2 separate regions of the Mus musculus genome follow, and region 2 is linked to region 1. A link is a contact called in ENCODE POLR2A ChIA-PET data. All regions are on one chromosome and are shown on one strand. Each heading gives the region's core, a stretch centred on a gene start or an enhancer-like site at or near the end of the contact. The rest is flanking DNA. Distances are from core to core; before and after follow the strand shown.

Region 1 (4,421 bases), core at 529-3,028:
AACCACAGATTCTTGTGTTTGCTTTTGTATATACTTGTGTGTGTGGTGTATATATGTGGTAGGTTTTGGTTTTTTGTTTGTTTGTTTGTTTGGAGACAGGGTTTCTCTGTATAGCCCTAGCTGTCCTGGAACTCACACTGTATACCCTGGCCTCGAACTCAGAAATCCGCCTGCCTCTGCCTCCCAAGTGCTGGGACTAAAGGCGTGCACCACCACTGCCCAGCCCATTTGTGGTTTTAATTTTAAGATTTACTTGTATTATTTTTAATTATATATGTGTATGGAGGTGGTGGGCATGCACATATGAACGTAACCCTATAATTACAGTTATTAGCCCTGTAAGTGTTGGGAATTGAACTTGGGTCCTCTGCAAAAGTAGCAAGTTTTTTTTTTTAATTTATTATTATATGTAAGTACACTGTAGCTGTCTTCAGACACACAAGAAGAGGACATCAGATCTCATTATAGATGGTTGTGAGCCACCATGAGGTTGCTGGGATTTGAACTCAGGACCTTTGGAAGAGCAGTCAGTGCTCTTAACCGCTGAGCCATCTCTCCATCCCCCCCCCCCCTTTAACTGCTGCCCTACTTCCACAGGCCACTTTTGTTCTTAAATATATAACCTCAGATGACGTTAAAGTCACCCTGTAGCCCAGGTTGGCCTCAAACTCGTGATCCTCTTGCCTCAGCCTCCTGGTTTGAGCAGGACAACTAACTGGTGTACTAGATTTTTTTAGAGCAGAATTACTGTAAGAGTTTGGCCTGAAGGTTGAGGTTCTTACAAGTGAAGGACAACAGGGAGCCAGCATAGCATCCAGGAAATGGATTGGCCAAAGGCCACGTGGATTGATTCTCGTGAGTTTGGGAGCGGGGGGACCCAAATAAGCTAAACCCATTCCCTGTCTCTGAGCCTCAGTTTCTCGATCAGTAAGTCAGGAACTGCCATTTTCTTAGAGTTACCGCCTTTCAGCCGGCCAGGTAGAGCTCTACGGGAGGGGCGTGTCTGCATGATGATGTAACTCTGGGCGGGGCCTATGGGTCCCACTGCGGAAGGCTTGGGGGAGGGGGGGCTCGACTCAGCCCGGACGTGTTGGCGGGGAAGGGGCTCTAGAGGAGGGTCTCCGGGCCTCTGAGCCTGCCGGATTGTTGGGACGATCCTACTACCCTCCGTGGGCAAAATTAAGCTGTAGCTGGGCCCGCGTGGGGAGCAGATCGGGGTCTCACCACCAACCCTTCGCTCCTAGTCTATCCCCCACCCTTACCCCCGCCCCCACCCCAACCACGACCCGGCCGCGGTGAGTCAGCGGCCCGCCGCGCCCCCTCGCTCACTTCCTCCACACCTTCCCCGGGAGGGTGGGGGGCGGCGAGGGGTGGGGCTCGGCCTGAGAAGCGAGATCTGGGGAAGAGAAGTGCGGAAGTGTTACTTAAAGGTGGAAATTGATGAGATCCCTTGCTTAACCAAGGGTACCCCCATCCCCCAAAAAATAAACTGAGAAGTCCACGGAGCGAGTTGGAGTGGAGAACCTACACCCCCAGATCTCTACTAAAGAATTTGATAGTGGAGACAGCTAGAGATCAAAGAAAGGCCCCTTGTCTCTTCCACCAAGCTTTCCCCTCCAACTCCGGAGTGAGGCTCAGGGTGCACCCCCACGCCACAAGACCGGGAAAGGAGTGCAATTGCGGAAGCCCAAGGTTCCGCGTTGCCTTTTAAACGCTCTCCATCCCCCGCCTGGAGGCGTCCACGGCCCCTTTAAGGCGCAGGGAATTGTGGGTACGGGGAGTGGAATTTTGGAACGAAATGTAGCAAAGAGAGTACAGTAGTAAGAGTAACCGCGTAGGTGCAGCCGGCCGAGGGGGTGCGCCGGCGAGGTTCGGACGCTGCACCCCGCTTTCCATCGCAGGGGATCCCAGCACATCAGAACACCGGTGGGAGGAGGCGCCTGAAGACCCGCCCCGGCCCGGTCCACGTTCTCCCCAGGAAGCTGGACTCTATGGGGCGGGACCCCGAGAGAGACTGAGCAGAACCTGGAGCCAGCCCCGCACCCCTGCACTTCCAATCAGGGGCGCCCCGGGAGCACTCCCCGTGGGCGCGCCGCCCGCCCTCCGCGCAGCCATGAGGTGAGCCCCGAACCCTCCAGCCGGGTCCCAGCCGGGAGCCGGCTCCGCGCCCCGCCTTTGTCCCCCTCCCCCCCTCCAGCGCATTTGGGGCTAGATTTAGGGGACACAGCGCTTTGGGCGTCCCAGATCTGAGCCGGTGCCTTCTGGAACGATCTCTAAATATCGACACCCCGTTTCTCCACACTACTCCCTAAAGGCTTGGGGCGGTGCCGGCTGAGGTTCTCTTGATGGCTTTCAGGTTTAGGGGCGCTCTCGGGACTCAGAATTTGAAGACTTTTGGGGGGAGCACCTCTGAGTTCTCAGATAGTCAGATCCTCGCAGGGATGATCTAGTATAAGCGGGCTCAGAGTTACCGCCCCCAAACTCAAAACCAGGTGGGAGGCTGGCTAGAGAACCCTAGCCCTAAAACTCTTGAGTCTCAGGTTGTGGTTGGAATTCGGATCCTTGCGTCTAGGGCACTGGATGAGAGTCCCAGAGTGGAATCGCGGTCCTTAACTTTAGGGGCACTTCTTGATGTTCCTAAATTTGGTGGACACCGAGGTTCTCCTGTGGAGGAGTTCTTGGGAATCTGGCCCACGGGGCCTAGAGGGTCTGGATGGGACTCTTCTCCCCTTAGGCAACCAGGTTGGGTCCTAGGGCCCTGGAGCACTCCAGGCCCAGGGCGGCTCCTGGACCCCCGGGCCAGAGGACGGTTCTGGTCCCCCCCCCCCAACCTGGTGGCCGGGGAGGGAGGGGGCGCAGCAGCTGGGGGAGGGGGGCCTTTGTCTTCCTGACTCACCTGTCGAGACAGCTGGTGTGGGGGGCGGGCCCCCGAGTGAGCACTGTGGCCAGCTGCTTTCCCCACACCACAGTCCCTCCCCCTGGGCTCAATGTCGCTGGGTGTTACCCCCTTCCCCAGGCCGTGGGATTGGAGGAGGGGGCGCTGGAAAGCGTCAAGGTCATAGCCTTCTCCCTCAGGGACCCAGGCTCACTAGCTTCTTCCAGCTCTCTTCCTAGGAATTTAATCTTGTAGGTGAGGGGGATACAAAGATTTTTTTTTTCTTTTTTCTTTCTTTTTTTTTTTTTTTGTATGTCTTCCCTGGGACTTGCCCTGAACTCCTGGGCTCACCTGAGGGCGGGGCCTGGCCTGACAGAGGCCTCCCCTCCTCTCAGCCCCAGCCACCCCCACCCCCCCATAATCTCTCCCTTGGGGCCACATCTTGACAATACTGTCTCCCTTCCTCCACTTTGGCTGGGACTTCCTGCCCCAAAGCCCCTGGCTGGAGGAGGAGTCTCCTGGGGACAGTTTGGGCTTAACCTCCCATGTGCACATCCTCCAGTCTTGCCCTCTGACATCTAGGTGACATTCCTCTCTAGGACCCTGAGCTAGGACCCCTCCCTCCCTCCCGGCCTCCCAAGTCTGTCCCTTGGCTTGTGGGAGTGTTGGGATTTGGAGCAAGAAGGGGTACATTGAGACACCCTGGAGACTTCCTGCCTGGCCTTCCCTCCCCCATGGGAGCTCTGTCCCCCTAAAGGGGGTCAGTTCCTCCACTGCGCCCCGCTGCCCCCAGCCCCGCCCCACCCCCACCCGTTTCCGGTCCCAGGCCCGGTGGAAGGCGGATGGCGGATGTCCGAGTTAGTGCCGCCTCACTCGCTGAGACCGTAAAAGGGCAGGAGCAACGTCTAGGCCGGCCCCCTGCACTCCCACCCCCAGCCCCGGTCCTCCTGCAGCCCGCCCCGCTCTGGCTGTGGCCAGTGCCAAACCTCCCTCCCTCCCCTGAGGGTAGGCACAAGTTGAAGGAATCCCCCACCCTCTTAGGAAAGGGTCTCCCTCGTCCTTGGTCAATTGCTGGGCTGTGTCACTTCTCCAAGGACAGCTAGGATTAGAGACAGAGACCCCGACCCATTCCTTATTTCCTTATTCCCAGCTGGGTAAACTGAGCCCTGCCCCCAAGACTTTGAATCTTGGCTCCAGCGCCCTCAGAGGTCTTATGCTGTGGTGGGGAAGGGGGCAGGACTGGTTTGACTGGGGACAGCCCTAGGGGGAGTGGGAAGGGAGGTGGTTGAGATGGAAAATTACAAGATACGGTTCTTTTTCTCCCAGTTTGACAAATATTTGCCGAGTGTCTGCTGCATCCGGGAGCTGGGAAAGGCAGAGAAGGGGTCAGAGGTCTGAGGGCTCTTGGGCAGAATTCTGAAAGAATGTGCCTCACTCCTTTCCTCTTGCAATAACATGAGCAGCGGTTCTTCTTTTCTTTTCTTTTTAAGTGATGTAGCAGGTTCAATCACTCTTCCTGCCAGGTGGGGTAATATGAGTCTGGTTC
Region 2 (4,421 bases), core at 947-3,446, 61 kb before region 1:
GCACTGGGGAAACAGAGGCAGGCATAACTCTGAGTTCAAGGCTAGCCTGGTCTACTGAGTAAGTTCTAGGACAGCCAGGACTACACAGAGAAAGAAGGAGAGAGAGACAGAGAGAGACAGAGAGAGAGAGAGAGAGAGAGAGAGAGAGAGAGAGAGAGAGAGAGAGAGAAAGGGAGGAGGGGCACACACAGGCAAATGTTAAATAGTTAATTAATGATGTGGAGAGCCTGCCTTGGAGGAATCAAAGAGAGCTGTGGACCTGCAGACAGTAACCACAGTCACGGTATCAAAGCTGTGCATGAAGCTGTGATAGTTATTTTTTTCTCTTTTTTCCCCCCAACTTCCACTGTCGCTGTTTCTACTTATTTGGTAAGCCAATACATTTTTGTAAACCAGTTTTCAGCCGAGGCAGCAAAATTCATAATTAATCAATCCCCTGTGTCACTCCAAGGCTTCCCAGAACTAGCCCTGACCTCCATTATTTTGAGTCCTGGGGGCAGCATTATGATACACCTTGCATTATAGCCCCACATCTCCAATGGCTGCTCGTCTGAGCCCCTCACAAGGCAGGCAGTCACCTCCCTGTCCACAGACATAGACTGAGCTAGAGCCTGGCCCTGAGAGTCTCTGTGGTCCTCGCTGGCTGATGTGAGCATCTTACAGTGCACTGTGGATGAGATACGGATGAGGGTTAAGCTGCATTCATGGCCAAGCACCAGGCCTAGCACAAAGAAGAGCCATAAAAATGTAAAAAATGTATGTTGGGGTCCATCAGGTAAAGGCACTTGTTACCAAGTCTGACCACAGAATTCAGTTATGGGGACCCAGGCCACAAAGTTGTCTTCTGACCTCCACATGACCTCCAAAGCCCACAGGCATGGTTGGTTGGTTTTTGGTGTTCTCTCTCTCTCTCTCTCCCTCCCTCCCTCCCTCCTTCTCCCTCTCTCTCTGTCTCTCTCTCTGTCTCTGTCTCTCTCTCTCCCTCTCTCTCTCCCTCTCTGTGCGTGTGCATGTGCGTGTGTGTGTGTGTGTGTGTGTGTGTGTGTGTGTGTGTGTGTGTGAAAAGAGGGCCCATTACACAGCCTTAGCTGTGGCTAGCCTGGCGCTGGGTATGTAAACCAGGCTGGCCTTTCTTAGAGACATCTTGCCTGCTTCTCCTCCTGAGTGCTGGGACTAAAGGAGTATATATACCACACTGCTTGGCAGATAAACTTTCAAAGTGTATGATGGGACCATAGAGATGGCTCAGTGGGTAAAAATGCTCATTACAAAGGCCTGGAGGAACCCGTATAAAGGCATGTACATTAGTGTACACACACACACACACACTGGTTTTTTAAAAATGTAAAAGCCACTTTTTGATGGTGTAAGCCATCCCAGCATTTAGAAATCAGAGGCAAGAGGTTCTCTGATAGTGAGGCCCTGTCTCAAGACAGAGGATAATATAAAATAGATAAATAGATAGATAGATAGATAGATAGATAGATAGATAGATAGAGAAAGAGAGACAGAAAGACAGAGAGACAGGACAGACAGAGGGAGACTAAGAGAGACAGAGGACAGAGGCAGACAGACATGGGGGTGGGGTGGGAGAAGGCACAGACAAGCAGATCTCAGTGAGACCCTGTCTCAAAGAGAAGAGAGAAGAGAAAGGAAGATGCAAAGAGGGAAGGGGAGAGAGAGAGAGAGGGAGAGAGAGAGAGGGAGAGAGAGAGAGAGAGAGAGAGAGAGAGAGAGAGAGAGAGAGAGAGAGAGAGAGAGAGAGAGGTTATCTACACATAGAGAGGCAGAAAGAGACAAGAGGAGTTGGGGGAGGGGAGAGATCCAAGCTGAAGTTGCGGCATGCTACCTTGCAGTCAGCTCAAGAGCCCTTGTTGCAATCTCCCCCCGGGGGCGGGGGTGTCTGCGTGCCTCGGTTTCCTTATTCCGCCGCGATATCCCCCCTCCTAACTGCGCCTGGGGCTCCTGGAAGATTCTGTGCGGCGGTGACTCAGGCGCGTCCCCGGCTCCCCAGGCGCGCACGGCCTCGGCCACCCGCGCGCGCGCTGGGTCCATTTTTACCCGAACGCCGCTAAAAATAGTCACCGCGCTGCTGCGAAGCGGAGCCCGAAATAGCGGCCGCCAGATAAGGCAGCGACGACTCAGCGCTTCCGGGGAGCGGAAGGCACCCAGGAGGCGGCCCCGCGGTCACCGCGGCCAGCCCTGCCCGGATCTGCACCCCCACCCCGCCTGGCCCCGTCAGGTCCTGCATCGGTCTGTCCATCCGACCTCCGTATCTGTCTGTCCATCTCACCCCTGTGGGGATCACGGGGTCCCGGGAGGCAGCTGGGCTGGGTGTTGGTGTGAGTCCCCGGAGGTGGCTGGAGTTGGGACCTGGCGTCTGACCTTTGGTCCCTTCCTTGGTTTTGTTTGTTTGTTTGTTTGTTTGTTTTTGAGGCAGGGTCTTGCAATGTAGCCTGGCAGTTCTGGAACTTGCTCTGTAGACCAGGCTGGCTTCAAACTCACAGACATATATGCCTGTTGCCACCTACTGAGTGCTAAGATCGAAGGCAGGGACCACATCTGGTCTTTTTGTGTTATTTTAAAATATATATATATTGTTCCTTTATTTTTAGATAGAGTCTCAATATGTAGCTCTGGCTGGCCTGGAATTCACAATGTAGACCAGGCTATGATTCAACTCAGAGATATCTGACTCTGCTTCCTGAGTGCTGGGATTAAAAGTGTAGCATGCATGGGTATTCATTTATTGCTTTAAAATATCTTAAATATATGCTTTATTTATTACTTATTTATGTACTTATTTATTTACTATGTATGTCTGTGGAGGTGAGAGGTGAAGGTACTGTCTTCAGTTGCTTCCCATACTCTGAGTCAAGGGCTCTCAGTAAGCCTGGGGCTAGCTCACTCACTGGCCACACTGGCTGACCACAGAGCCCAAGGAATCCTCTGGTCTCTGCCTCTGCAGCTAACACTGTGTGCAACCACACCCAGCTTTGTACCTGGACGCTTGGGATTGTTGTGGTTAAACTGTGGAGTCATCTCCTGGTCTCCTACTCCACACATTTTTGGGGGCGTCTTGCTATGTAGTCCTGACTGGCTTGATACTTGCCAGCTTAATTTCTGTTTTTTTGGGGGTTTTTGTTTGTTTGTTTTTTCAAGACAGGGTTTCTCTGTGTAGCCTAGGCTGTCCTGGAACTCACTCTGTAGACCAGACTGGCCTCGAACTCAGAAATCCACCTGCCTCTGCCTCCAGAGTGCTGGGATTAAAGGCTTGTGCCACCACCCCCAGCTTTAATTTCTATTTTTTAAATGATGTGTTTATTATTGATGTTGTTACTTTGTTTTTAGAGACAGAGTTTCTCTTTGTAGCCCAGGCTGACCTTGAACTCACAGAGATCTGCCTCTGCCTCCTGAGTGCTGGGATTAAAGGCATGAGCAGTTATTTTTATAGAAGTGTGCATGCCTGAATGAGCTTGTGTGCATTGCATGCTTGTAGGATCCTCTGGAGACCTGAAAATGGCGTCATATCCCCTAGAATGGGAGTTACAAGGGGTAGTGAGCCACTCAGAGTATTAGGAACCAAACATAGTAACCTCTACAAGAGCAGTGAGCATCAGGGTCCCCAATGGAGGAGCTAGAGAAAGAACCCAAGGAGCTGACGGGTCTGCAGCCCCATAGGAGGAACAACAATATGAACTAACCAGTAACCCCAGAGCTCCTAGGGACTAAACTACCAATCAAAGAAAACACATGGTGGAACTTGTGGCTCCAGATGCATATGTAGCAGAGCATGGCCTAGTTGGTCATCAATGGGAGGAGAGGCCCTTGGTCCTATGAATGCTCTATGTCCCAGTATAGGGGAATGACAGGGCTAGGAAGTAGGAGTAGGTGGGATGGGGAGCAGGGGAAGGAGGGCGGGAGGATAGGGGATTTTTGGAGGGGAAACCAGGAAAGGGGATAACATTTGAAATGTAAATAAAGAAAATAATAATAATAATAATAATAATAATAACAATAAAGAATAAAGAGCAGGCTGACTGCAGTGGAGCAGTCTCTCCAGCCCTACATTTCTATCATTTCCTTTTTCTTGGATGGGTGAGGCTTTCACTGTGCAGCCCAAGGCCAGCCTTAAACTCTCAATCCCCTGCCTCAGCCTCAGTCTCCTCTGTATTATTACAAGTGTGTGCCCTCACACCAGGCCTTATTTCCTTATTTTATTAACTTTGTGTGTGTGTGTGTGTGTGTGTGTGTGTGCACATGCACAGTTGAACACATATGTACAGGCCAGAGGTTAACCTCCAGTGTCATTCCTCAGATCCTGCCCATGTATTTTATTGAGATTTTATATATTTTTATGTTTTCTGGATGAGTGTTTGCCCTGCCTGTATGGTGGCACCAGTGTGTACAGTGCCCTTGGA

Evidence for each region. ChIA-PET counts read pairs that join two places held with the same protein, here RNA polymerase II (POLR2A).
Region 2: POLR2A ChIA-PET joins it to region 1 with 10 read pairs in Patski. The contact joins the enhancer-like site here to the promoter of Vasp in region 1. POLR2A ChIA-PET finds 5 or more read pairs at or near these places in 2 of 5 experiments (Patski and embryonic stem cell).

What each region holds. Positions count from the first base shown.
Region 1 is chr7:19,269,211-19,273,631 of GRCm38, reverse strand. Vasp (vasodilator-stimulated phosphoprotein) reads left to right here and starts at 1,778. Exons shown (of 13, transcript NM_009499.3): 1 at 1,778-2,118. The coding sequence starts at 2,114.
Region 2 is chr7:19,330,651-19,335,071 of GRCm38, reverse strand. No RefSeq gene overlaps it. Among named protein-coding and RNA genes, the nearest start is that of Ercc1, 12 kb to the left of the region's middle. Within about 2 kb of position 2,196, at least 1 of the 3 ENCODE cell types and tissues checked has a DNase peak (open chromatin) inside an H3K27ac peak, as active enhancers do.